Regions from separate parts of the Homo sapiens genome. Here region 1 is linked to region 2. The links are chromatin loops, found by intact Hi-C in ENCODE. Cell type or tissue: endothelial cell of umbilical vein. All regions are shown on one strand.

The links. A loop is a pair of places that touch in the nucleus more often than their neighbours do. Peaks named below come from ENCODE experiments on the same cell type or tissue, not always from the same donor. Only the 100,000 strongest peaks of a DNase experiment are listed, where the experiment ranks them.
Region 1: it touches region 2 in a loop (19-fold over the local background); 48 of 110 quality-filtered maps call a loop at or near these places.

The regions. Positions count from the first base shown.
Region 1 is chr3:39,497,707-39,500,206 of GRCh38, forward strand. The region is part of intron 2 of MOBP (myelin associated oligodendrocyte basic protein); the gene reads left to right. Among named protein-coding and RNA genes, the nearest start is that of MOBP, 31 kb to the left of the region's middle. In endothelial cell of umbilical vein, a CTCF peak has its summit at 1,064 (motif pointing left); a DNase peak (open chromatin) is centred at 1,065; H3K27me3 peaks cover 237 bases.
Region 2 is chr3:39,416,378-39,418,877 of GRCh38, forward strand. No RefSeq gene overlaps it. Among named protein-coding and RNA genes, the nearest start is that of SNORA62, 6.6 kb to the left of the region's middle. In endothelial cell of umbilical vein, a CTCF peak has its summit at 1,162 (motif pointing right); no DNase peak of the experiment used is centred here.

The DNA.
Region 1 (2,500 bases), 81 kb after region 2:
TACTTCTTCGCTGTTAGTTATTTGCTTTATTAAAGGAAAAACTTTAATAAAACAAATTCAATTTAACAGAGTTTAATTCAGCAAAGAACAATTCACAGATCAGACAGTCCCCAGAACCAGATTAGTTTCAGAGGGACTCCAGGGCCACCACACGGTCAGAAAACATCGATGGACAGAGAAAGGAAAGTGACAAATAGAAACCAAAAGTGAGGTACAGAAACAGCTGGACTGCTTACAGCTGGAATTTGCCTATTTGAACACTGTTGGCTGTCTGTGATTGACTAAAACTCTGTGATTGGTATAAGACTGGGTTACAATGTACCCATCCGGTTAGGTTACGGTTTACTATGTACAAATAAACCGTTAGGTGGAACTTAAAATATGTAAGGATGTGGCTTTAGGCTAAACTTAATTTAACAGCCTGTATTTCCAAGGAATTTACTAGCAATCCTGGTGTGTTATAAAACGATGACTCTGATTTAGCATGTGAGGCTTAGCGTTTTTAAATTGGAGGGTGGCATGGGGCCGATAGTTGGGGAAGCAGTATATAGAACTGCTTAAGCAGGTACCCCAACTAAGTGCTGTATTTCTGCCACCTGGGAAAAGAGTTAGGAGGGCAGTTTTTTGTTGTTGTTGTTTTTGTTTTTATTTTTTTGTTTTTGGAGACGGAGTCTTGCTCTATCTCTCAGGCTGGAGTGCAGTGGCGCGACCTCAGCTCGCTGCAATCTCCGCCTCCCGGGTTCCAGCGATTCTCTTGCCTCAGCTGCCCGAGTAGCTGGGATTACAGGCACGTGCCACCACACTCAGCTAATTTTTGTATTTTTAGTAGACACCGGGTTTCACCATGTTGGCCAGGATGGTCTCAATCTCCTGACCTCGTGATCCGCCCGCCAGTCTTTTCAAAAATATAAACATTTTACTAAAGGAGGGAGAAAACATTATTTTGAAAGTTGGATGCATTTTCAGGTGGTTGTGTTAGGAATGGCGAGGTTCTTCCAGGGAAGAGAATTACTTTTTCCTTCAGGACCATGCATCGATGGATAACTAGAGGTGATGCTGCCCCCTGCCGGACATGGTCGGGGGAGACAGGGAGTGAGGGAAGTTGTCATGGAGTAAGAAACAATTTTCCCCTGAAGTGCTGGGGGAAGAAATGACTGGGCGGGGGTGCAGATGGGCATACAGTGACCCAGGCATTACATCAGCTGGAGCAGTGAGTGGGATTTGAGAATTCAATTAGGGAAGGAATTCAGAGTCACAGTGGGCTTCAAATCTCCTTCTTATCACATACTAGTTATTTCTCAAACAGTTGGAGTAAGAGCTAAATTTTCTGTTATTTGTGACGGGTGCCTGAGCCGTTTGGGAAAAGGTGACCCTAGAAGGCCAGAGGAATTGGGAATGCCTGGGTTGCCTGTGGAGAGTTGAGTAACAGTCTCCATGTGCTGGGCACCTGAAGAAATTACTCCTGAAGGTTAATCCTAAAGTGTTTCACTTCATTATTTCCCATGGGAGGAGAAACTCTAGCTGAACTTCGCGACCTATGTAGGACTTGGGGAAGGGCTTAGCAGACGTTTAGGGTCTTTGCAATGAATCTGACCCTATAAGTCAGCTGCAGCTTCTCATTGGTCTATACATACCTGTCTGGGTAAAGGGCTCCTTTGAATATATCTGATCATCTCCTTTTGAAAATTCAGCAATTTCTCTCCTAGGAGACTGCTACTCATCCTACCTTTCTGAATACCCATTACTCCTTCTTCCTGCAGCTTGAAGGCAGGTCCACGCCTCCTCCTGGAAGCCTTCCCTTGACTGACTCCTCGCTGAGTTCACAGGTATCTCATCCGTGCCCGACGTTGTGCCCCCTTCCATGAGGTGAAGCGCTCTCAAAATGAGAGCTTTAGGTCCTGAGTTTAGAATGCCTGTTTCTTCATGGATGTCCTTGGCTCTTTAAACTCATTGTGTCTCAGACCCATGAGATGATCTCCCTCCTTCTCATCTACTTCGACCTCTGATTAGCTGATGGCATGACTGTGTTCCCAGTCACATGGGCTAGACACTTCACCTGCCTCATTGCCTGTGTCCTGGCTCTATTATGTCTTCCAATTCTGCAATGCAGATAGGATGAGGGCTCTCGGGGGTAATGCAATTCACTGTGTATCTGCTTAGGTATCAGTCATTCCCAAGCCCTCATCTTTGGCCAGATGAAATGCCTCTGCCCATGAAGTTTCACCTTGTTCTCTAGCCCAACATATTGCCCTCTCTTCTGTGGACTTTTCATGCCATTGCACCAGCACATTCTCATGTTGCAGAGCATGCTGGCCTTGTATGACACTCACTGATGTCTGTGGACATTCCTCTACCTACAAGGTGAGCTCATTGTGAGCAGGATGTTTATCTGCTCTACCCACTTCCTCATCTCAGTGACTTGTACTTATTTGGTCTCAGTAAATGAAGTTTTTCTGGCCATTAGCACATTATGTGCATTCTAATCACTTACTTGCCTGTA
Region 2 (2,500 bases):
TCATTGAGATCATCCTGCACAGCAATTAGTCTGGGTTTGGCATGTAGTGAATACTGCTCGTATGCATTGCATTGTCTTTCCTTAGTACTTACTTTAAAAATAATTTTTATGTAAAATGGATCATACATGCAGATAGTTTAAGAGACATATCCATGCATTCTTAAAGAGTAAGAATCAAGTTAAAGCCTCTGCAACTGTGATGCAGGTTATGAAAGGGAAAAGTGCCGGGACCAGAGAAAGCATCTGTGTGTCCCTCCCTGCTCCTCTCAGGTCAGAGAGCTCCTGCTCCTGTGATAAACTGGTTGACTTTATTGTTTCCCCACTTACGTTTGTGCTTTTAATCATGAATTATTTAATTTTCCTGTTTTTGAGCTTCCCATAAATGGAATCTTAGCACGTCTTCTGTGTGATCTGCTTCTTTCCCTCAATATTGTCTCTGCTTTTTGTTTTCTTTTTTGAGACAGAGTCTCTGTTGCCCAGGCTGGAGTGCAGTGGTGTGATCATGGCTCTCTGCAGCCTTTACCTACTGGGCTCAAACGATCCTCCCACCTCAGTCTTTCAAGTAGCTGGGATTACAGGTGCGTGTCACCATGCTCAGCCAATTAAAAAATTTTTTTTTTGTAGAGAGGAGGGTTCACTATATTGCCCAGGCTGGTCTCAAACTCCTGAGCTCAAGTGACCTTTCTGTTTCAGCCTGGGACTATAGGCATGAGCCACTGTGGCCCACCATTTGGAACATTTTTGATAGATCCTTGTGCAAAGTTTTCCCCTGTCGGTTTTAAACTCTAGTTTCACCAGATAACGTCAAATGGTTTCGCAATCACATATAAAATCCTACAAAAACATAGCCATAACCTGTGGGCAGCAAGCCACCCAGGTGCCAAGGCAAGAGACCAAGGATGTGAGCTGTTCCAGTATAATAAAATATAAAATAAGAATAGTTATACCAGATATAGATCTTAGATATGATTATATATGAATATCATTAATCATTAGTTTGTAGCAATTACTCTTTATTCCAATATTATAATAATCCTCGCTCTATAATCATAACCTAGGAAAAACCAGGCCGTACAGAGATAGGAGCTGAGGGGACATAGTGAGACGTGACCAGAAGACAAGAGTGCGAGCCTTCTGTTATGCCCAGACAGGGCCACCAGAGGGCTCCTTGGTCTAGCGGTAACGCCAGCGTCTGGGAAGACTCCTGTTGCCAAGTGAACTGTAGTCTAGTGGTAGCCTCAGTGTCAAGGAAAAACACCCGCTACTTAGCAGACCGGGAAAGGGAGTCTCCCTTTCCCCAGGGGAGTTTAGAGAAGACTCTACTCCTCCACCTCTTGTGGAAGCAGGCCTGCCTGCAGTTATCCGGAGGCCTAACCGTCTCCCTGTGATGCTGTGGCTGTGCTTCAGTGGTCACGCTCCTAGTCTGCCTTCATGTTCCATCTTGTACACCTTGCTCTGCCTTTTAGTTAGCAGTAGCAAATTAGTGAAAGTACTAAAAGTCTCTGATAAGCAGAAATAATAGTATAAGCTGTTTCTCTCTTTCTCCTCTCTCTCTCTCTGCCTCGGCTGCCAGGCAGGGAAGGGCCCCCTGTCCAGTGGACACGTGACCCATGTGGCCTTACCTATCATTGGAAATGGCTCACACTCCTTATCCTGCCCCTTTGTCTTGTATCCAATAAATATCAGCGCAGCCTGGCATTCAGGGCCACTACCGGTCTCCGCGTCTTGGTGGTAGTGGTCCCCCGGGCCCAGCTATCTTTTCTTTTATCTCTTTGTCTTGTGCTTTATTTCTACGCTCTCTCTGCACACGAGGAGAAAACTCACCGACCCTGTGGGGCTGGACCCTACAATAACCCTTAGGACTTTCTGTTGAAAACACTGTCTTCACTGTTCAGAATTGCTGCTTCTCAAAAATTGGGTCTGAAGGGGTGGGTTGCCCCTCCACACCTGTGGGCTTTTCTCGTTAGGTGGAACGAGAGACTTGGAAAAGAAAGAGACACAGAGACAAAGTATAGAGAAAGAAAAAAGGGGGCCCAGGGGACCGGCGTTCAGTATACGGAGGATCCTGCCGGCCTCTGAGTTCCCTTAGTATTTATTGATCATTATTGGGTGTTTCTCAGAGAGGGGGAGGTGGCAGGGTCATAGGATAATAGGGGAGAGAAGGTCAGCAGGTAAACACGTGAACAAAGGTCTCTGCATCATAAACAAGGTAAAGAAGTAAGTGCTGTGCTTTAGATATGTATACACATAAACATCTCAATGCCTTAAAGAGCAGTATTGCTGCCTGCATGTCCCACCTCCAGCCCTAAGGCGGTTTTCCCCTATCTCAGTAGATGGAATATACAGTCGGGTTTTACACCGAGACATTCCATTGCCCGGGTACGGGCAGGAGACAGATGCCTTCCTCTTGTCTCAACTGCAAAGAGGCGTTCCTTCCTCTTTTACTAATCCTCCTCAGCACAGACCATTTACGGGTGTCAGGCTGGGGGACGGTCAGGTC